Regions from separate parts of the Mus musculus genome. Here regions 2 and 3 are each linked to region 1. The links are chromatin loops, found by intact Hi-C in ENCODE. Cell type or tissue: heart. All regions are shown on one strand.

Evidence for each region. A loop is a pair of places that touch in the nucleus more often than their neighbours do. Peaks named below come from ENCODE experiments on the same cell type or tissue, not always from the same donor. Only the 100,000 strongest peaks of a DNase experiment are listed, where the experiment ranks them.
Region 2: it touches region 1 in a loop (2.8-fold over the local background); 15 of 42 quality-filtered maps call a loop at or near these places.
Region 3: it touches region 1 in a loop (2.8-fold over the local background); 15 of 42 quality-filtered maps call a loop at or near these places.

Annotation. Positions count from the first base shown.
Region 1 is chr3:79,564,086-79,572,085 of GRCm38, forward strand. It overlaps Fnip2 (folliculin interacting protein 2), which reads right to left and starts at 3,594. Exons shown (of 17, transcript NM_001162999.2): 1 at 3,424-3,594. The coding sequence starts at 3,518. It overlaps 4930589L23Rik (RIKEN cDNA 4930589L23 gene), which reads left to right and starts at 4,107. Exons shown (of 2, transcript NR_152118.1): 1 at 4,107-5,113. In heart, no CTCF peak of the experiment used is centred here; DNase peaks (open chromatin) are centred at 996 and 3,816; H3K4me3 peaks cover 2,179 bases; H3K27ac peaks cover 2,122 bases.
Region 2 is chr3:79,512,379-79,520,378 of GRCm38, forward strand. Fnip2 (folliculin interacting protein 2) reads right to left here. Exons shown (of 17, transcript NM_001162999.2): 2 at 5,687-5,813; 3 at 2,725-2,871; 4 at 120-220; 5 at 1-24. Among named protein-coding and RNA genes, the nearest start is that of Gm36442, 4.3 kb to the left of the region's middle. In heart, a CTCF peak has its summit at 6,781; DNase peaks (open chromatin) are centred at 4,013, 6,873 and 7,693; H3K4me3 peaks cover 1,177 bases; H3K27ac peaks cover 3,849 bases.
Region 3 is chr3:79,498,173-79,506,172 of GRCm38, forward strand. It overlaps Fnip2 (folliculin interacting protein 2), which reads right to left. Exons shown (of 17, transcript NM_001162999.2): 8 at 2,166-2,295. Among named protein-coding and RNA genes, the nearest start is that of Gm36442, 9.9 kb to the right of the region's middle. In heart, a CTCF peak has its summit at 3,349 (motif pointing right); a DNase peak (open chromatin) is centred at 2,199.

The sequences.
Region 1 (8,000 bases):
AAACAATCTTAAAATAGTGTTTTAGCAGGGCTGGAGAGATGGCTCAGCAGTTAAGAGCACTGACTGCTCATCCAGAAGTCCTGAGTTCAAATCCCAGCAACCACATGGTGGCTCACAACCATCGGTAATGGGATCCAATGCCCTTTTCTGGTGTGTCTGCAGACAGCCACAGTGTACTTGTATATACATATAATAAATAAATAAATAAATCTTTAAAAAGATAATGTTTTAACTAGCATACATGAGATCCTTGGTTTGGCCCTCAGTAAAAGGGAGAAAAAAGATAATATGGATAAGGTTTCACATACATGTGAGACACAGAAGACATTGGATATACCTTGACCATTAAGAAGTTCTATGTAGGGGCTGAGAGATGGCTGAGTATTTAAGAGCACTTACTGTCTAGCATCCACATGATGGTTCATGGTGCCTCCAGCTCCAGGGGCTCTCCCATGCATCAGATGCACATACATACATACACTCAGGCATACATACATATAAAACAATATGTTTAAGTCCTACGTAGGCATGTTGACCTCAAGACAGTCTGGTTCTGAATTGCATTCATTTTTAGCCTGAGGGTTATTCAAATTGGTTCTTATCAATTAAGTAAAAGTGAAAAGCATTTGGAAGATCGGCAAATAGAACTTTCTCAAGTGTCAAACACACTATGATTTGACGCAGGATCAAAGTCTAGAAGTATTACAATTATATACTGCGCCTAACTGCTTGGGTAAGACTGACAATTCAGCCTCTTTTTATTCCTTTCCGTTTCTACCAAGGCAAACTGAAAAGACAAGCGTTGGGATCATCAATGAAATGTGTAAGTTGTACTCTTGACTGTGACAATGCCCTATATATAGGTGACGGCTGACAGATAAGATCTGGAAACAGTGTGGGACTGGAGCCACTCTCGCTCTCTGAACCACAAACAGGGAAGCACTGCAGGAGGAGGAGGAGGAGTGGAAAGCCCGGATAACAAGAGAGGTCACACAAGTGCCCAGCACGTTGGTGAATCTGTAACCCCAGCATCTGATCACATGAGGACTGAGGCAAAGCTGGACTTCTAGGTCAGCCTGGGTTACATAAGACAAAAAGGGAAGAGAGGCAGCCTCAACATCCTTCAGGAACATCTACCTCAAAAAGCCTATCGGGAAACAAAAAATCTGAGGTGAACAAATGACAAGAGATGGCACATGGGGGCTATCATGGTGGCTCAGCAGGAGAGAGTACCTGTTGCCTGATCACCTGAGTTAGCGTCCCAGGTAAACACAAGGTAGGAGCAAACAGGGTTCTGAAAGTTGTCCCCGACCTCCACCTGCATGCTGTAGAACTGGAGTGTGTGTTCCCACACGCATACAAATAAATGTATAGCACAGTAAAAAAAGTTAAAGACTGCACTTTCTTCTCCCTTAAACACCAAATGAGAAGACAGAACATGGTACTAATATTGTACTCACAAAGTGGGAATCAATTTTCCTAATATGGCCGAGCCCTAAATATAGCCACATTTTTTTGTTGTTGTTGCTGTTGCTCAAAATACACTGAATTTAACCTTATCCATGGGAAGGGAAGAGTGCTGGTGGACAAGTAGGCAGGGAACGTAAGAAACAGTGACAAGTACCACGCATCTCCACGGGCACTCAAATGGCTGTAATGTCCTTGGTAAGGGCCACCAAAGAAGACACCTGAGGAATCTTGGTCTAGTCTAGGATTCCAAGAAGAATTAACATGTCCTGACTCCAAAGTAATTCTACAACTCAGAGACGTTAGACGACAGCATCACGGGTAGGCAGACAAATAGAAGGCACAGAATCAGGTCCAGTCTGCCTAACGGAAATGCACTGACCATGATCCAGGCAGTCCTCACAATTTACCTTCCAACCTCCCACCACACACACACACACACACACACACACACACACAAATGCTGCTATTCTGTTTAATGTCTCATTCTCTCCAAGTTGGAGCCAGGGATGGCAGCACGTGCTTACTGTAATCTTACACTTGAGAAGCACTAACAGGACGATCAGGTCATCAATTGATCGAAGCTAGCCTGGGCTACATAAAACTGGAAATACAAGATAAAAGAAAATCTTATATAACTATAGGAATGTGTTTGTATGTGTTTTGAATGAATTTTTATGCAATAAAGGAGATGAGATTTAATCAAAATTCATTTCAAATGCGATGCTTCATGTTGGTGTTCCCAGAACTTGAGAAGCTAAGGCAGGAAGATTGTCAAGAGTTTAAAGCCAGCCTGGACTAATGAGACCTTTGTTTGTTTGTTTGTTTGTTTTTAAAAAAAATTCAAAGTCTTACATTCTGAACATAAAGTATCCCTAGAAGGTCTGAATCGGTGTGAGGTGTTCAGTTTTCTGTTTTGTTTTGTTTTGTTTTATAGTGATGAAAACTTAAATGGCAAATAAAATGTTTTCTCAACTAGTAGTGCTGAGAGACAGTACAGGACCCAGGAGAGCATCTTTGGAAACTTACCACTCAAAAGCAGAATAGTATAGGGATGTTACTGAGAGCCAATTGCTTAGCTCAAAATGCAAGACCAGCCGCCACTTAGAGCTGTGGGTCTTGAGCCAGCTTAACACATGCTAATCCAAAGGTATGTGTTCCGAAGATGAACTATTAAATATCTGCCTCTGCTTTGTTAAATTAGAACCCGAGACGTTTCATAAAAAGCATTTCCCTCCCTTTCCACTCATCATGCGGCATCAGCCTTCTAACTGATGAGGAAATTACACACTTTTATTCATCCGCCGGCGAGCTTGTCATACACTGCAAGAAAGAAGCTGCTTTTTTCGTGGCTTCACCCTTTCCAACTTCAAAATACTGTCACATACTCAGTGGGTTGGAGCTGCCTGCAAAATGACAGCTTACAGGCTCTGGGGCAGGGGAGACGCAGGTGACTCTCCCTCCAGAGACCCTGGAAGGTACACACCGGTCCCAGACGTGCTCAGACACGGGGGCATATGGAGAAATTTTGTGGGGCACCTGAGGAAAGAGGGCAGAGGATGGCGCAGGGCTCCCACCTGGGGAGACCTGGAGAGCAAGGAAGGAGGACGGCGCTGAGGTTCCACCCAGAAGGAGCAGTAGAAAAGGGACAGGGCGGTTCGCGGCTCTGAGACCCTGAAAGAAGTGGAAAGAGGAGCCCAACCTGGGAGAACCCGGCGAGGGAGGGAAGAGGATGCTGCTGGGTCCCACCCAGAAAGAGGGGCGAGAGAGGCGTGGGGTCCCACCCGGGAGGACCGGGACAGAGGAGAGTGAGAGACTGGGGTCTTTCCCAGGAGGATCTGGGAAGAAGGGACAGGGTGGCGCGGGGTCCCGCCCAGGAGGAGGGGACAGGGTGGCGCGGGGGTCCGGTCTCCATGCAGCCCGCCTGAGGCCTCCCTCCCGCTCGCACGCGCTCACCTGAAGGCCGGCTCCTCCTTGGGCGGCCGGGCCTGGGCAGACGCTGCGCCGCCGCCCCTTTTGTTGAAGAGCTTCTGGAGCAGGGTCGGGGCCATGGCGTGCACGCGGCGGCCCGGGCGGGCGGCCACGCTCCGGGACCCGACGGCTCAGCGCGCAGCCCACGGCGGCCGCGGCGGGGCCATGGCGACGGGGGCGCGGCCGCCCGGAGGGGCGCGAGCGCGGGACCGCTGCAGCGGACGGAAGGTGCGGCGCCGCGGCCGCCGGCCGGTCATATGACGGAGCCGGCCCGCCCGGCTGACAGCTCGCTCCCGCGGGAGGAGGAGCGCGGAGAGGGCAGCACGAGGGAGAGGGAGGAGCACGGGAAGAAGAGGAGGGAGAGCATGAGGGAGGGGAGGAGCACGAGGATGGCAGGGAGGGGGGTGCACGAGCGAGGGGGAGGAGCGCCGGGAGGAGGGAGGAGGAGCGTCAGAAGGCAGCACGAGGGACTGGGAGGAGCAAGAGGGACTGGGAGGAGCGCAGGCGATGAAGAGTGGAACGTGTTGGGAGGAATACAAGGGAGTGGGAGAGAGGAGTGGGCGATGGAGGAGGAGCGCCAGGGAAGCGGAGAGTGGAGCCGGGAGAGGCTCGTAGGGAGGAGTGGGGCGGGGCGTGTGGGGGGAGGGGGAGGAGCATAGAGGCCTAACGTCTCCATTGGCCAGCTTTACCCGCCCTGCGCCGACATCACTAGGGGTACGCCCGGAGTTATCACTCGCCGGGCTCTTACTGGGGCTAGAGAGTTGGGCGGGGTGCACGAGTCTTCACACACTTGACCTACTGAGCTCCAGAGCACAACTATGGAGGTTTTTGTTCTTTGGAAAGAAAAGCCCTTGAACTTGGTCCTCATTTTATCGGGTCCAGGACTCCCTAGCAGAAAACGTGGCCTGAGCTGGAGAAGCAACTTTAGTGCCTGACGTTGCTGCTGGGGATTCTGGCCCCTGCTGCATTTGAGGTCCCAGCAAGCAACTGCCGGAACCAGAGTAAATCAGCAGGCTCAATTTTGAATTTACAAACAGTTTATTCAGGTCACCGGGTTTTGTTTTGGTTTTTTTTGTTTTTTGGGGTTTTTTTGGGTTTTTTGGTGTGTTGGTTCCCACTGGTACATAAGTCACACAAAAGCTGTGCATGTACTAAGCCCATATGTGCGTGCGTTAAGCCCACATATACACACAAATGATTGCTTTCCTAGTTCGTGTTCACATTGGGCACATAAAAAAAAAAAAAAAAAACTCAATAGATTCTTTGATTTAGGGAAGCTGAGTGTGTGCTTAGACTCATTTGCCTGTGCTTTCACGCCTCAGACCCCCTGAGAATTTATTGTGCTGTGGTGCAAGACGTTAAAGAACCTGCGGTTATGAAGAGTCTGACCACATTCAAAACAGTTTATTAATCTGTTTTGCGGCCTAGAGCTCTAACGTGGTTCAGATGGTAGGTAGTAGAGCTAGAGTTAGTTACTTTTGAGTTCCACTCTGACTCCAGCAAATTTGAGGACGGTGAACAAATGACCCACCAAGATTTCTTAGACTTGATCAAAGGAAAGTTAAGGATGGAGAAACATGGCTCAGCAGTTACAAACATAAGCTGCGTTTGCACGGGACTGGAGATCTCTTCCCAGCAAGTGGATCAGAAAGCTCACAACCAAGTCCAACTCCAGGTCAGAAGTCGTCCTCCCCCTTTTGGTGCCCAAGGGCACTGCACTCAGAGGCACAAAGTTACACAATGCGCGCGCATGCACACACACACACACACACACACACACACACAGAGAGAGAGAGAGAGCGCTAAAAAGCAAAACAAGCAAACAAAAAAAGAGGACATTTAGACGTTTAAAAGCAAACATATTTCACAAATATAAGTAATCAAAAGAGGGGGTGGGGCATAGCTCTAATCTGCTCAAGGCCCCCAATCCAGAGGTTGCTTCCTGGTTTCTTAGTCCGGGTCTCTAGCACTGCCACATGGCTCTGTATGTGAAGAGGAACAGGGATATTGTGAATGCTTAGAGATGACAGGATAACAATGAAATGAAATGAAAACTGGGACTTGTGAGGGCTGTCTTCCACAAGCCGATCTATCAGTTCCTGTGACTTGTTTCCATATATGCATGCTCTGTAGTCTGTTTTAGTTTGATTTCTGTTATATTATCATAAATACTGCTTGTGACCTGCTGAAACCTGGTTCTCCTTCCTGAAGAAGCTAGAAGAAAAGCAGTTAGGAGTCGTTTCTTCCCTCCTAACTGAGATATAATTATTAATATTTAATATCTGGATATAATGTTACCACTATCTTGATAGAAGCTTGAAGATGAAACCAGGACAAGACATGGTGAAGACAGAGCCTTTAAGAGAATTTCATTTTTAAAAAATTTTTCTCTATTGCTTATCATATCATGAAGAAATTTGTATTTCAACTCCTAGTCTGCCAGAGAAAATACTCAACACCAATGATCTCATTCCAGTTTTGTTGTTGTTGGGGATTTAACCTAGGGCAAACTACTCTGTTCTCATGTGATTTGTGTGATATATATATATATATATATATATACATATATATATATATATATATATTAGATAAGTATAGTGTATATGTGTGTGTGCATGTATATACATACACACACACACACATATGTAAATATAAAACAGGCAGGTGCTACCCACCTGGTTTACCCAGTGCTGAGCTTTGGGTATGTTAGACAACATGAGCTGCATACCCAGCCCAGTCTACTTTTTTCTAGTATTTCAGAATGTTTCTTTTTTTTTAATATTTTTTATTACATATTTTCCTCAATTACATTTCCAATGCTATCCCAAAAGTCCCCCATACCCTCCACCCCACTTCCCTAACCACCCACTCCCACTTCTTGGCCCTGGCGTTCCCCTGTACTGGGGCATATAAAGTTTGTGTGTCCAATGGGCCTCTCTTTCCAGTGATGTCCGACTAGGCCATCTTTTGATACATATGCAGCTAGAGTCAAGAGCTCCGGGGTACTGGTTAGTTCATAATGTTGTTTCACCTATAGGGTTGCAGATCCCTTTAGCTCCTTGGATACTTTCTCTAGCTCCTCCATTGGGAGCCCTGTGATCCATCCAATAGCTGACTGTGAGCACCCACTTCTGTGTTTGCTAGGCCCGGGCATAGTCTCACAAGAGACAGCTACATCTGGGTCCTTTCGATAAAATCTTGCTAGTGTATGCAATGGTGTCAGCGTTTGGAAGCTGATTATGGGGTGGATCCCTGGATATGGCAGTCTCTAGATGGTCCATCCTTTCGTCTCAGCTCCAAACTTTGTCTCTGTAACTCCTTCCATGGGTGTTTTGTTCCCAATTCTAAGGAGGGGTATAGTGTCCACACTTCAGTCTTCATTCTTCTTGCAGAATGTTTCTTTCATCAGGTTTTCCTCTCTTTGCCATTGAGACAAGACAATGAAAAGTTTTCAGTTCCCATCAGTGATTAATTAAAGCTCTAAAATAATGACAGATGATCTCTCCAGATTACTTCTATATTCTTTTAAGGAACATTGCAGTCTTGGGGCCATTCAGTAAAGGAAAGAAGGTGGCTGTTTGTTTCACTATTGGAGCAACCTTGTAGGAGATTCCAAATTCTACATCCTTAGTGGGATTTGATGATTCATACATCACAGCATATGACAGGCCACAAAGTCAAGGCTAGCCTGAGCTACACAGTGAAATATGGAATGACAATGTCTCCAAAACAAAACTCACCAATCAGCATAAATTTTTTTCATTTTACCTTTTTTTTAATAGTAGCAGTGGTATAGTTAGAAATAATTGTTGATAGATGCTATAGAGACAGGCATGGTGGGGACAGAGATGCTGGGGACAGGCATGGTGGAACTTGCCTATAATCCTAGCCCTCAGAAAGGAGATAAAGACAGGAAGATCTGGATGCGGTAGTCATCATCAGCTACATGTAGCATTCAAGGCCAATCTAGGCTACACAAGACCTATCGCAAAATCAAGAAATGAATGTCCTCCAAAAGACCCAACAAGCAGCTGAAAGAGTGAGATGCAGATATTTACACCCAACCAATGCACGGAAGCTGCTGACCCCTGTGGTTGAATTAGGGAAAAGCTGGAAGAAGATGAGGAGGAGGGTGACCCTGTAGGAGGACCAGCAGTCTCAATTAATCTGGACCCCTGAAATCTTTCAGACACTAGACCACCAACTAGGCAGCATACATCTGATATGATGCTCCCAACACATATACAGCAAAGAACTGCTGGGTCTGGGTTCAGTCAGAGAAGATGCACCTAACCCTTAAGAGACTGGAGGCCCCAGGGAGTGGGGAGGTCTGGTGAGGTAGGGTTGGGGGGTGGGTAGGGACATCCTCTTGGAGATGGAAGGTGAGGGGTGTTGGAGTGGGAGGAATGTATGGGATGTGGAACAGTCAGAGGGTGGACCGGGAGGGTATAAAATCTGGATTGTAAAAAAAAAATTGAAATTTAAAACAAAAAGAAATTAATGAAATCATTGCCCCTGTAAACATAGTTGTAGCTAAGAAGTAAGAGCTCAAATGTTAGAGC
Region 2 (8,000 bases), 52 kb before region 1:
CTAATCATCAGTTGTGGAGGAGATCTAAAATAAAAATAAGAGGGAAGAAATGTGCTTTTTAAGTTAGGAAGTTGGTACCATTGTTGCAGTTCTTGCAGGCGGCACAGGGGCAGTCTCACCGTATGTAGTGTATCTTCAGGGTGGAGCCTTTGTAACTCATTGCAACTGAGCCAAACATCATCTCCCCAAGCATGCTGACATCAGATGCTGGTCTCGTGTACTGCACACAAGAAAACACCACATGGAACAATGCAATGGAAAGCACTGTCTCCCAATCCTTGGGTCTCTGGTTAATGGACTGTCACAACAGTACCCTAAAGCTATAGCTGGCCACCTTACAACTGTCATCTATACAGGGATCACCCGCTATAGTTCACAAATATTACTATTTTTAAAGTTTCTTCTTTATATACAATATGCTCACACATCAAAGATCATCATTTCCATTTATAAAATCGAACCCTGAAGGAAACAGTTCAACTCTTCTTTGGATATTGAGTAGATCCTGAAAAGAAGCTTGGTTTAGTATTACTCAACTAAATAATCGCTAGCTGTGGTCACCTGAATGAGAGCGCTCCCCGTTAAACTCAGATGTCCTAACACTTGGTCACCAGTTGGTTTTTGGATAGCTTTGGGAGGTGTGGCCTTGTATGTCACTGGGGGGGGGGGGGGGGGAGGCTTTGAGAGGTATAGACTCCTGCATTTCTACTTTGTTCTGTGCTCCATGCTGGAGGTTCAAGATGTGAGACCCCAGCTTCCAGTTCCTGCCACCATGTGTCTGGTCATAGGCTCCGACCTTCTGGAACCATAAACCCAAATAAATTCCTTTGGTAAGTTACCTTGGTTATGGCGCTTTACCACAGGAAAGAAGAAAGGAAAGAAGTGACTTACACTTCAAGTAGGCCTTTGTGAGGATCCAAGAAATAAAGGTGGTCTTACTGCTCTAAAATTTTGTAAAAATATTTCAAAAATCACTTCCAATTTCCAACCAGTCTCTCGTGCCCTTTTTAACCACCTTTTTATTTTAAGGATAGGGTGCTAAACACCAGCTTTTGACAGAGAAGCCTGGCTTTGCCTAATTGATCCTGTCTGCTCTAACAATGACCACCATATTCCACTTTCCATCTTTCTTCAAATCCGGTAGACACACGCTAATTTGCTTTATCAAATGTATTTGATACTATTACCTTCCTACTGGAATCTTTTTTTTTTTTTTTTGAATCTTCTCTTTGTCAAGTCACCCCTTGAATACAGCTGTTTCCTGGAGGAGACTCCACTCACTAGCCTTTCCAACATTCTTTTTTGTGGGTTTTTTTTTGGGGGGGGGGCATTATTTTTTTGAGACAGGAGTTTCCTCTGTGTAGTCCTGGCGCTCACTCTGTAGACCAGTCTGGCCTCGAACTCACTCAGAAATCCGCCTGCCTCTGCCTCCCAAGTGCTGGGATTAAAGGTGTGCACCACCACTGCCCAGCTCCACCATTCTTTAAATACTTCATTATCTACACAAGAAAAGCCCCTATGACTTATTTCTCGGTCAACATCTCTCCTTCACCTCTAAGCATCTTAAGAGCAATGGTTCTCAACCCTCCTAATGTTGTGTGTGACCCTTTAATACAGTTCCTTGTATTGTGGTGATCCCCCAACCATAAAATTATTTAGTTGCTACATCATAACTGTTATTTTGCTGGCGTTAAGAACCATAATGTCAGTATCTGATATGCAGGATACCTAACATTGGACCCCATATGAGAATCACTCTCTTGGAGACTGCTCAGCCATGCTGACACCCTTATGATCAAGAGAAAGAGTGAGAAGCAAACTAATGGGCTACAGGCGCATCAGCACAGCCAGCCTCTGCAAATGTGCTCTCAGCTTAAAGAATAAAGGACTCTTCCTCCACGTGCTTTTCTCAATCATTCCAGTGTTTTAAACTACAATATATACACATTTATGCACACACACACACACACACACACACACACACACACTGCCTCCTCATAATGACAAAAGAGGAAAAAGAAAGATAAACTTGTGGGTCCTGCTAATAGAGGGTGGATTCATCTCTGGCTACAGCTCATATCAACTTCTTCCCACTTCAAACACAAGCCAATGATTTCTCATATTCTCTACTAATAAATTCCACCCACTCTCTGTTTTATAATCTGCCTTTTCCTGGAACAAAGACCATGTGCGAACTGCGGATTCTCAACTAGCTTTGAGCCCTATAACCTATGGGCATATAAATGTACCATACACAGGCCTTAAAATTCAGGGCTTGTAAAATTCAGGGCTTGTTTGTCTGTGGCTGCTGGTATAATCTCCCTGACCTTGTTTTACCAGCAGCAGTAGAGATAAGATTCTGTTACAGGTTTAAAAATAAGACCAGGGAAGCTGGTTACTGTGGCACATACCTATAATCCCAGCACTAGGGAGACTGAGGCAGGAACATCTGAGATCAGCACGGGTTACATGATCAGTTCCATACCTGCTTGGGCTAATGGCTCGAGAATCAAAACAAGCCTGATGTGGATTCATATCTGTAATCCCAGAACTTAGGAGATGAAGGCAAGAGGTTCAAGGTCTACATAGCCAGTCAGAGGCTATTTGTGTCAGAAACAAAAACAGCAACAACAAAACAAAACCAAAGCACCCCTCTCTGGAGACTCTCACGCCCACAGGTATCGACGGCGCAGGCCATGGCTGCTCTAGAGCAACATGTCTTACTTGGTACTTTGGAAGCTGTTGCTTAGCGTGTTGTAAAGATCCTCCAAAGCCATGAGAAGAGCTGCTGCCGCTGCTGCTGCTGCCGCTGCTGCTGCTGCTTTCCTGACAGCATCTGGCTGACATTTTAATAGGAACATCCTCTGCTTTCTGGGTTAAGAGAGGCAGGCAAGGTCAGGGATCATGTACTGTACCAGGCTTTATCGGCATGCTTTATCAAGTGGGAATTGGTCAAAACATTCAGGTGCCTAAATTGCATTAAAACCAAAATCTCTGTTTAATTTTTCTTTATAATAACAACAATATTCATGGGAGTCTGGAATATCTGGGGAGGAGATACTACCCAGAAAATGGCGGTACGTGTGTGTAGACTGAGACATGGAGATGGATGATAGACATATCACTCTCTTTAAATAATTCAAGTATCAGTCTCTACATTTAAATGTACACCAAGAAGCCATAAACAAATACTGCTCTCTGTTCTGGTTTTTGGATTTCAGTACTATACAGTCCTAATGTTTGGAGCTCATGAGCAGAAAGATGACCACTAACATCCAAATTTTTACCAACTAAATGCCACTAAGAAAGAAACCTATCAGCCTGGACATGCAGGCTTGTGTTTTTCACACTCTTTCTAGCATTCCTGGTGCAGCAGGAAAGAAAAGCAGCAGGACAGAGCTGTGAGAGATGAGGGCCGAACCCTGGGACAGGAGCAACCTTGGACCATGGAGCATGTGATGGGAACCTGGCCCTCAAAGGTCAGAGGTAATAGGATTACCTACTCTATACCCCCTCACACGCTCACTTCCAAGTTTTATTGAGAGTGACCCTCACCCACCCCAGAATAGAACTCTCCCCCTACAGAAGCCTTCGTGAGAACCTGCTTCTACTGAATTCCCTTTGCTGTTCTTTCTTTTGTTTTCCTTTATTTTCTCTTCTTTTTGTATTTGTGTCTGTCTGTCTGTCTGTCTGTCTGTCCGGCTGTCTTTCTCTTTCATAACGTGTGCTAGGGAACCCATGGGCACAATAGCAGTTTATCTAATCTCCAGTGTGACCGAGGTCTAAAGCACATGCTTGCAGTCCTATGTGACTCAATCCCATGATGCTTTGTGCTTATCACGTGGTTGTGGTGGAGGAGGGGTTTTACTGGAAAAGGACCGTAAAGGCAACACAAGATGTGCCGGTCCACAGCAGCACCCCAGCAGTGATGGAATCTGAAGTTGTATAGGGTTAATCCCGAGCATCCTGCATTCTCTCAACAAGCTCTTCAGCTCCAGCTGTTACTTAATACCACTTAAGCCAGAAACAGCCTCCCAGCAGGCTGAGGGCTGGTGACAGGAAGTCCCACAGGATGGCGGAGCATAGCACAATGACCTGTAGTGGGAAACGGCACCTGGTACAGTAAGAAGGCTACCAACTAGACTCTCCTGTAGCCCTCTACCAGCTACACATGTTCCAGAGCCTAAGCTGCTTATTTAATGTAGTGAGTACTTCAAAGAAAGCCTACATCAGGATTACCAAGTTATCCCTGCTCAGGTCTGCTGGCTCCAGTTCCCTAGGAAGTCACTTCCCCCTCTATCTCTGCCACCGGCAGCCACTCCATGGAGGGAGAGTGCTCAGCTAAGCCATCTGTCAGAAGCATTTGGAGGGAGCCATCTCCTTCCTGTCCAAAGAATCAACTGCTGGCTCACCTAAGCCTCGAATCCCAGTCTACCATTAAAGCAACCGTGAATCACCTGCCCGTCCTCGGCTTTCTCTGCTGCCCACCTAATACGCCCAGTCACTAGTGTGACAACTGGCTGGCTGAGAGAATTCTGTAAGTACAGTGCTATCACCCCGCTTGACTGCCTTCAACCTAACATTTCCTTCCTGCAAACAGAGGTTCTTATCAGAATCTGGAAAACAAGGACCAGTGAGATGGCTCAGCAGGTAAAGTACCTGTCCCACAACTGGGTTTGATCCCTGGACTCACAGGTGGAAGGAGAGACCAGCGTCACAAAGTTGTCCTCTGACTTCCACACACAGGCAGTAGCAGGCACACTCCCACAAAATAATTTTTAACAAATCAAAATGAGGCTGGAAAACAGCCCACTGGCCTTTTTGAATCAAAGGTCATGTTATAACTGTTCATTTACTTAACCACAAATTCTATAGACTACCAGATTTTGGTCAGTATGGGGAGCAAGTAATTAAAGGAGAAAAGAGTATCAGTGGGTTTATTTAATTCGTAAGCATCTGAACAATACGGAACTGAAGCGAATGGTCCAGCCATGGCGACAGATCAGAGGTATCTTGGGAGACCGGGGAGGGCAAAGTTCTTTGGTATTATTTTTATCTTTCCTAGTCTGGCTCAAAGCGGTAAAGATCTTTCCTGTCTTTACTCCCCATCCCAGTCCCTCCCACCTCCCACCACCCCCTTCCCTATAACAAGGGAAGTTAATGAGCAATTCCTTGGTCAGAAAGGGTAGGATAACAGTGAACATCGGTCTATTAAGGCTCTAAGGTGAGGAAGCTTTCATAACACCTTTTATTTATTTTAGGTTTTGAAACACGGCCTTACTATATAGCCTAGTCTAGCCCCAAATCACCGTCCTCCTGCCTCAGCACATCTAGTGCTGGATTATAAGCACGAGCCACACTTGGCACCTTTTACTATCTATGAGAAAATCTGGACAGAATGATCTTCTTGTCTGGCAAAAACACTAGAACTTTATGAATCTCAGCAGTTTATTTTCTTACTATGCTTGACGCTTACAAAATCCTGCTAGATTACAATCGCCAGCAAATGTATCTTTCTCAATGTCAATGGTCCACTGTTGGCCTGCCATAATTGCTTGTTAAGTTTCCGTTGTGTCCGCAGACACAGGCCTGCCTGCTGTGGTGCATCTCTGCTTGCCCCTTCTGCATCCCTGCAGGCAGCACACAACAGATCAGAGAGGTTTGAAAGCCAATCAGCATTTCACACCTGAGCTGCTGCCTCTTCCATCTTCTGAACGGCTCTGGAGTCAAACATGACTTGTCTGCCTCTCCTCTCACAGTCCTGGTAAACTAGCAGGCGGATGTCACTCAAGCCAAACTCCGAACACGACCAACTGTGGATTCAAAAGAGAGAGAAGCTGGATTATCTGCAACGCTTGGTGTGACCATGGCAAATAAATACAATTCCCAGCCAGCGTGCTCGGAAACTGGCTGCACAAATGCTGACAATTCTTGTGCCAACGGTGGCGAGGCTGCCCTAATAATAAATCGCTGGAGAGAAAGCACTGCCTTCTGTAGTCAGTTTGAAATCAAATGGCAGAAAGAAGTTGCAAGGACACACAAGAGAGGGCTAAGTGGGATGCCTGGGTTCTGGGGAGAGCACCCCAGTTAAAGGAGCGCCTGTGCCTCTGTGGCAGCCATCCCCTCAGGGGGAGCTGGCAGCCGTTCCACAGTGTAAGGTTACCCCTAGCACGTCTGGCTTGATACTGTGGCGCTGAGACCAAACGCATTTGCTAGCCATGATGCTTAGCAAAAAGGGAAACACAGTTTGCTCCCAAGCAAAGGATGTTAAGAAGAAAATACAGGTGTATGTTGCAGTAAAGAATTCGATCGGAAAGCAGGAACTAGAGAACTATTTACAGAGTGTGCTTTCAGCACAGCCTTGGCAATCCATTCAACACAAATTTAGTCTGCATTGTATTCAAGGCTCTGTAGCAGGTGCAAGGGAATCAATAATTAATCAAACCTGCCCTCATGAAGTTCAAGGCTTAATAGGGATATTACTAACCTAATACTTACATATAAATATATAACTACAAACTGTCTGAAGGTCAAAAGGGAAACTAAAGGATACAAAAGAGTCTCAGAGCCTGGCATAGTGACTGACGTCTATAAGCTCAGTCCTCAGGAGTCTAAGGCTGCAGAAGCAGACCATCCTGGTTACACAGCAAGACCTAGACTCCAAAACAGCGAGATTTAAGGAGAGAGGCACAGAAGTCACTGAGGACTTAAATCAACTTTTAAACCAGACGTGAAGAGTGACCGACCAGTTGACGTGAACACCACGAAGCAGCAGAGTGCAGCACAGGAAAGGGAGGGAGGAAAGGCAGGGAGAGCTGCCCTATGAGGTCAGCGAGCTGGGGGATGGGACCGAAGCAGGCCCAGACAGGATAAACTCTGAACACAAAGAGCAGCCAAGGAAAGCAGATGGTTGATAAGATCAGATAGCTGACTGCCCTAAGAAAAGCAGACCCATGGGAGTGGACTGCACAGAGAGCCAGGCCCCTCACGCTGCCTGCTACAGGCTGCAGTGACAGCCGCAGAGGTAGAGAAGAGACAGCTTAGAGCAGAGTCTAAAAGACGCACCTGAAGCAGAAGGCTGCCAACTACTCAGGAGGACTCTGCTATAGGATCCAGGGAGGACACGGAAGCGATGGGTGAGAAATGGACAGGCGGATAAAGGAGAGAACACTGAAAACCTTCACAGTAGACCCTGTGAATACAGTCAGGGACAGCCGGATTCAAACCCCAAGGCTTTCCCCTTCCACTTTGCCACTGGATTATCAATGTACAACTGCTGACCTCACAAACTTGCTTTGTGGATTAAGTAGAATACGTAAAGGGCTTCACCCAAGCTTGCCATACACACAAGCTCCAGAAGCTATGCGTGCGCTCCCTCCCAGGACTGAGAAGGCCAGTTTCTGTGAGAAGCTGAGTGCCTTTGGTCCTTCCCCGGTTCAAGCAATGGTAGTTAATATGAAGCACGTTAACTTCAAATTAACTGAAGGCAGCAGATTTATTCTCTTAAACCTCAGACGCAAAGAAGAAAGAAAGTAAATTCTAGTCGTTCCTTCTATCACCAGTGTGTTGTCCATGTCGTGCCTGGCGTCCTTTGCACAATGGCAAAGTTTATTTTGGAAACTATTTTCCTCTGCCCTTAGGCCAGAGGCAGCCAGTGTTCAAGGTGTGACCGATGAGACATGCCACATGACCCCAAGCTGACGGACAGGCGGAAGCCACCCCACACTTACAGCCAAGCCTACACATCATGACCCCAGGAGCGACCAAGTTACTGTGCAGAAAAGAAGAAGTGCAGTAGAATGAGAAGAGCCTGCTAGCGCTCAGCCCAGCTATCCCTATATGAATGCAATATTCCTGTAGAGATGTCTGTCAAAACCAGGTCTGATGACTAGGACCTACACTGCCGAATTTTAAATGTATACAAGGCCATTAAAACTCGTTCTGGCTGGGTGCGGCGTATATGCCAACACAGAGGCTGGCAGATGTCTGTGAGTTCCAGG
Region 3 (8,000 bases), 66 kb before region 1:
ACACAGCTTGCCCTAAGTCTCCCCAAGTGCTAAGATTATATATATGCACTGCCAATGTTTTATTTGCCATACACTAAACGTGACCTGACCACCTGACTGGATCATCTAGTTGTATTCTCCTAACGCAAAGGCTGAACCCGTTACCATCCTAATGCTTAAGAAGAAGCTGCAGGGACCCAGTTAATATGCTCCAGCACGTGTGTGATGAGGGCAGAGCTAGACTTGTCTCTGACTCCACAATCTCACCACTCCACTTTAGTCCACTCAGTAGACTAAAGTGAAGGACCAGCTGCAGCCTTTTAGGGTCTTGAGAGAACAGAAGAGATTCCCTCAGCTCTCTGCTCAGCTTATCTTCCTTTGGGGCTCCTCATCACCCTCGGTCCCCCCCAGAGTCCCCACCACTTCGATTCTCCCCGCTTGGTTCCTATGCACTCTGAGCCTTCACAGTGTTTATCCGGTACTGATCTTCCTTGACACCTGTTGCCTGGGACATCAACTACTTCAGCACAAGCACATGGTTGAGTCATCTTCACAGATTCTCTCAAACATAGTGACTACTAGGCAATCTACAAACTCAGCGAATTGACATAAATAGCTAGCTCAGTGACATGTGAAAATTCCATTTAAATGTTTTGAGATACAAAACCAAGGGGTTGGATGCTACTGGTATAACATCAAATGTATGCTCTGCACACAAATGAGTAAGCTTTAGGTTCAAAAACAAACTGAATCAAGGTAGAAAGTAACTTGAGGCTATCTTTATGTATTCTCATATTTTTACCTGTGTAGTCTAAGGATTTAAGTGCCACAAAGGAACTGTGCCTCAAATATCATATTGGAATCATTGTAGCCAGGGAAGATATTTATCCCAGCTTTTCTTCTTTTTTTTTTTTTAATTAAACTAATAAAATTTATTTTAAATATACAACTCAGTATTAACATTTTTTAAGTCATCAAAATAATTTATAATAGCTAAATGCCTCTTAGATATACATGGTATCTTCTGACACTAAATGTAATATGCACTCAACTACTTTTAAAAATCTATTTGGAACATTAAATATGATAGAATAAAAAAAAAAAAACCTCTTGGGCTGGCGAGATGGCTCAGCGGGTAAGAGCACTGATTGCTCTTCCAAAGGTCCTAAGTACAAATCCCAGCAACCACATGGTGGCTCACAACCACCCATAATGAGATATGATACCCTCTTCTGGTGTGTCTGAAGACAGCAACAACATTTATTATTAATAATAAATATATCTTTGGGTCAGAGTGAGCAGGGACTGAGTGAGAGGAGCCAACCGGAGTGAGTGGGGTTGAACAGAGCAAGCAGAGGTCCTAAAATTCAATTCCCAACAACCACATGAAGGCTCACAACCATCTGTACAGCTACAGTGTACTCACATACATAAAATAATTCTTTTAAAAAAAAAGAAAAATTCTCTTATGAAGTCCTCTATGAAAGAAAATTGTGACAGGTTCCTGATAGGCAGAAACCGTTCCATCTCCGGGGAGAATACGCAGTGTAACTGTGGCTTCCTAGGATGAATTGGGTAGTGTGCCTTCTGGTTCTAGTTTGTGGAATAGTTTGAGGAACACTGGTACTAGGCCTTCTTTGGAGGTCTGACAGAGTTCTCCACTAAACCCCTCTGGTCCTGGGCTTTTTTTGGTTGGGAGACTATAAGCCACTGTGCTATTTCTTTAGTGGCTATGGGACTGTTTAGGTGGTTTATCTGATCCTGTTTGAACTTTGGCCCCATCCCAGCTTTTCTGGGATAGATAGTGAATAGAGCATATTCACTTTTAATCATCACCAAATTCAGCAGCGACACTGTATGGCTACCAGGCATTTCCAGTATCTTCTAAATGAAAAGATGGGTTTCCAGATGGGTACAGTGTCAACATACTCACAATCCTGTACTTAGGAAGTAGAAGCAAAAGATGGTGAGTCCCGACTGGGCTACATATTGTATTCCAGGCCAACTTACCTAGTTTTAATTTACTATCTCCTTAAACAATTTAATGTGTAAACTTCAGACTAAGCTGGAACTAATCACAAGGTTTCAGGTCTTCTTTCCCTGACAACAGGCAAGGATAAGCCTGCCAGGCTCCGTAAGCAGTTTATACTAGTACTTTCCTTAGCCAGAGGAAACAAGTAACTCACCTCCTTGGAAAGATGCCATTTTCCAAACTCGTTGTCTGACTTCGGAGCCAGCGGCGCTGGTAACTGCTGGAAGAGGATGTAGAAGAGCTTGGAGACGGGAAGGGCGTGATCAAAAGGCTGCTCAGTGAAGCTGCAAGGCAGTACATTTCAAATGAGAAAGTCCAGCTTAAGTCCTTACAATGCATGTACGCTCCGATGCACAGGACCGCTGAGCTGCACATTTACAATGGATTCCACAGTCTGGGGACACTACTCAGAACCCACATGAAAACCTAGGCTTGCTAGCATGTACTTGTTACTCTGGCACTGGGGAGGAAGGGACAGGAGAATCCCTGGGGTTCCTAGCCAAATCAGAAACGTCCATGTCCCAGGAAGAGACTCTATCTCGGAAAGCAAATGACACGTAAGGTGACACAAACTCATGCAGCACATGAGGATACATCTGCACATACATGTTCACTCACACCTCCCACAAATGAATGAATAAATAAATAATAAATATATACCGGGATGGTAGTACAGCACTGAAGATGCAGAACCTGAAGGATCTTGAGTTCTAGGCCAGTGTATCTATGTAATGTCGAACCTCAGGCTAGCCTGAGCTACATAGCCTCCCTACAGACAACCCCCAGTAAGAGTGGAAAATGGTAAATTTTATGTAATGCGTATTTCAACATCATAAGCACACACACATAGTGAGACTCTTTATTTCTTTAAGAACACAGAAATGTTATGTGACTATGTTTTCATTTTAATTCCAGATGTGGGATACACAGCTGCTTCAGATCATCCACAGCTACCAACTGTCTATGATTTGTTGTGGACTCTGGCAGGGATGGGATTCTGCCAGCTGAAGACTGTTTGGAATTCTGGGGACTCTTAACAGGGTATAAAAATGCCAGAGTCCCAAGAGGCTGGGGCTTCCCTTGCTGCTCAGCTTTGTGAAGTGGCTGTGGGCAAAGAGAAAAAAGAAATTGGATATCGTGACCACAAAGATCAACATTGCCCTAGGGAACTCAGTGCCATTAGTCAGCAGGTGGTAGTCTAATGACACAGATGCCTCCTTTCTCCTCTAACTTTCTTTCTCCCCCACCTAGGGTTCGGTTGAAAGGGTGGAGAAGGCTGGTAGGAAAAGGCTGGTACTAAAGTAGCCTAAAGTACAATTACACACACATACCCTAAATTTTTTGCCAATCATATCCAGCAGGGGGAGACTAAAATTTTGCTCTTCCAAAAATTTCTGCAGATAAAAAGTGGGGGGGAGGGGGGGGGACCACAGACTTTTTCTTTTCTTTTGACCCAGTGCTGGGATTACAGATGCATGCCCCCATTCTAAAGGAGTAAGAATGCTAGCCTAGCCACAACTAGCCACCTTCTGTTCTCAGTCACACGGATTCCTAATCTACAACTCTGCAGACATGATCAGCCTTTACACTATAAATAGAAAATAAGTATACAATGCAGATCTCTAAAGAGATCTGCCCATATATATAACTTAGTCAACATCATATTTGGCCTATTTCTTCACTCTCTTCTTGGAGGTAAAACTTAGGCAAAGCAACCAATTTATCAGTGTGAGATTTTCCCCTCTCCTGATCTCATTCATTTATTCATTCATTCTTCTTCTTTTTTATTTTGTTTTCTGAGACCAGGTATATGTGACTGTGGCTCTCCTGGAACTCACTATGTAGACCAGGATGGCCTCAAACTCACAGAGATCCACCTGTGTCTGCCTCCCTGGTTCTGGGATTAAAGACATGTGCTACCATGCCCAGCCTCTGACTCTCATCTTCAAATACAGAAAATTAATAAACATTAAATTAATAATAAACATAATTAATAAAATTAATTACAGGCAATACATTTTAAGATTACAAAATGACTTTAAAGTTTCAGAAGGTCCCCTAAGCTGTGCTTGATGTCATGGGCCTGTACCACCAGCTATTCAGGAGGCTGGACGACTACAGAGAGGAGTTCAAGGTTTGCCTGTCTCAAAGGAGGCTGGGGATACAGTTTAGCAGCACAAAACTTGCCAAGCATGGGCAAGGCCTGCATCACTGGTAAAACAAAATAAGTCTTCAAAAGCACTATATAAGTTTTACCATTCCTAGAAAAGACCCTTGAATAAAAATACCATGTTTCAAAATACCCTAAAGTTTCTGAGCTAGCCAGGACATAAGGGCAGCTGCACTGGTCACTCCTGACACAAAAAGGAAAATGTACTGGGGCACAGAAAGGGAGAGGAGCTTCCTGTCAGCTCAGTATTGAGAATCCCCCACACTCAGGAAGCAGATCTCTGTGAGTTTGAGACCAGCCTGGTCTACAGAGCGAATTCCCGGACAGCCAGGGCTATGCAGAGAGACCCTGTATCAAACCACCAAAACTGAACAATAAACCCCACAATTTATATTTGCTTATGGGACTTTCTCACTTCCCAAAGATAGACTTGTAATTGTCTAATCTCACCGGAGAGTTCCTTGATGGTGAAATGACGTGCCAACCTCCTTGTGTATCTCTGGTGGCTCCTGCCTACCTCATTAGACTATTACTCTACCACAGCACCTCTGAAACTAGTTTTGCTGTTTCTGCAGCAAAGCTAAAATGTATATTATCTGTAATTCTTCAATAATGTCTGTTCTTACTCTGAAGGTTCATTTGCATATATTCATTCAAAAAGGAATGTTCCAAAGTGTTCATGGTTTTCCTCACACTGGGCACTATAAGGACACAGGACACGTAGTTACAGTGAGGATGGTAAAGTTCTCTTTCTTGCTAGATGCGAACATGTTGAAGGGGAAGACCGCCTACTACTAAGCTGGCCTGGAAAGACTGGTCTCAAATCCAGCCTATAAACTGGATATGGTGATGCACACCTTTAATCCCGGCACTCGGGAGGCAAAGGCAGGCGGATTTCTGAGTTCGAGGCCAGCCTGGTCTACAAAGTGAGTTCCAGAACAGCCAGGGCTACACAGAGAAACCCTGTCTCTTTAAAAAAAAAAAAAAAAAAAACCCAAACAAACAGAAAAATCCAGCCTATAAGTCTTACACTACTCACTACTGTGGACTCAAGACTTCCAGATTTCAGGTGCTCTGACACATCCCTGCTAAGACAACTTCTCATTTCAAATACAGCAGATGATTCCCAATTGGAGAATTTGGGGACAGTTCTAGTAAAGAAACAAACACCTCAGATGTGTCTCCCTTGCTGGCCTCATGCTTCCTGATGCTGGCTGGTTAATGTTGTCTTCCTATTTATCTCCACAAGCCAGAACCCAGAGGGCTGTGCATGGTTCCGCCATCCTCCCTGGTAACCCATGTGTTGCTGTTGCCAGGTCCTACAAACGCTGCTTCCCATACACCTGCAACCAGTGTCCTCCCTCCGAGGCCTTGCTTAAATTTTCTTTCTTTTTTATTCGTGCGTGTGTATGCCAGGCCAGCTGACTCAGGAGCGTCTGTGGATCCTCCTGTCTCCACTGCCCATCTCATCACAGGAGCGCTGGGATGCTAGAAGTGTGCCACCAGATCTCATGTGGACCACGGAGCTGAACTCAGGTCCTCAATGCTAAATGCAGTGAGCGCCTTACAGAATGGGCCCTCTCTCTAGCCCCCTTACTTGAAAATTTCTAGTAACAGCCATTACTATCAACCTCTTAAAAATGACCTTTTTGGCAGGTATGAAAGCTGAGCAGGAGGATCATAAACTCAAGGCCTGCCTGGGCTAGAGTGAGTTAAAAAGTCAACCAGATCAACAGCTTAATGAGCTGGTTTCAAAAGCAATTTTCTAAATTAGCTTTTATTTTAAATATAGATACAGAAGAGCTTTTCAGAATATCCACAAGAGACCCGTTCTGCCCTCCAGAGACAGTCTATGAACCACGCACACTCCAACTCTGGGGCAGGGATAGAAAACAACCGATGACTCGGAAGTACTCAGTACAGGAACAGGGTGTCAGAGCTCCCCTGTCCTGCTGTCCCCATGCATGGAAGCAGTGTCACTGGCATCACAGTGCTCCCAGGGTCCAAGCCTGAGCAACTTGAACAAATATTAAGTACTCCTGGGTTACCCAAAGTGAAAAATAAATGTCCTTGACATAATAACCAAGTATAAGTTAAGAACTGAGAAAAACACAGCGTCCAATGCAGAAAATTTCCAATCATTGCTGCAGACTCACGCCCCTGAAAGAAAGGGAGCATATCTCAGGTGAAGGGTAAGGCATGCGCACAGATGTCAAGGGGAATCAACTTAGCAGTGAAGAGACCCAGTTGCTACAGCCTCATTAATAAACAAGGTCAGCAACTGAACTCATAAAGCTGCCAGTCCACACCCTTGACACCCTGTCAGCAGGATGGCAGGTTCCTTTTGTGGTTATGCAGCTCACACCACAGTTTAATCATAAGAAATCCATCAAGCAAGCACATTCAAATAGTGGAACCAAGACTAAAATCATCATGATTATCAAAAACAGAGACGGTCTGAGGGAAAATGTCTGAGGAGGTCGGTGTGGTGACATACAGAGGCAGGGAGATCTTTGAGTTCAAAGCAAGCCTGGTCTAGATAGCTAGTTCCATAACAGCCAGGACTGTATAGAGAGACCCTGTCTCAAAAAACAAGCAAACAGCCGGGCGGTGGTGGCGCATGCCTTTAATCCCAGCACTTGGGAGGCAGAGGCAGGCAGATTTCCAACTTCGAGGCCAGCCTGGTCTACAGAGTGAGTTCCAGGACAGCCAGGGCTACACAGAGAAACCCTGTCTCAAAAAACCAAAAAAAAAAAAAAAAAAAAAAAAAGCCAAAAAACAAAGCAAAACAAAAAACAAAACAAAACAACAACAACAAACCCAAACAAACAAACAAAACCAGAACAAAACAGTCTGAATAGGCATGACAGCCAAACGCATTGTGTTCTCGAAGCATTGGGAGGCACGGGGGGGGGGGGGGGGGGGGGGGGACACGGACGACTAAGGAAAGTGATACATGATGAAAGTTAGCTAAGGAGATTCACCAACAATTGCATTTCATTAGTGACTCTGGGAATAGAGCTGAACAGGGGGACTGCCGGGGTCTGACAGTACCCAGAAACAACCCAGGAGCTTTGAGGCAGAATCTGGAAGCTTCAGCATGTGAGAAGTGAATGAAAAGATAGGAGGAAAGACGCCAAGGCCTGCAGCTAGTCTCTCTCAGCTGGTGGGCCTCTGGTAAAGGATTCAAAGCTCACAGGACAACCCAGTAGGACACTCCTGGTTCTCACTGAAGGAAGGCTGCCTGTAGGCTGCATATTCATCAGAGAAAGACCAGCATGCCTCCTTGTTGGGTCCTTGAACCATGGAACTAACCTCAGATCTGAACCATAAAATAAAAATTAAAAGCAAATTTGTGTACAAAAGCTGAAACTGGGGTGGGGTGGGGTCTTAAGGCAGTCTTAGGTAAGGTTAGCCTCTAAAGGAGCAGAGAAGGGTACCTGAGGTACAATCTAGACCAGCATCACAGGAGAGAGGGTCAGCGGGCAGCATCTCTCATTGTCATAGGCAGACTGACCACCACAGGCCTGCGCCATCCTCTGACTAAGCAAAGCAGTTAGCGAATAAATCCCTAATACAGCCGGCATAATGAAGCTCCCTGCTGGAAGAAACTTACTAGCATATGCTAGTCTTAAATTAAGTATTAGATAAAACTAGCTTGTGTGCACAATCATTCTGAGATGATGACCGTCAAAGTTTCATATCCTCAGACACATGAGATTTAGAATATAGAGGAAAAATAGAAAAGGGTTGGGGGCGGGGGGAGGACAGAGCAAAGACTACCTTCATAGTTCCTATTACCTACTACAGAGAGCCTAC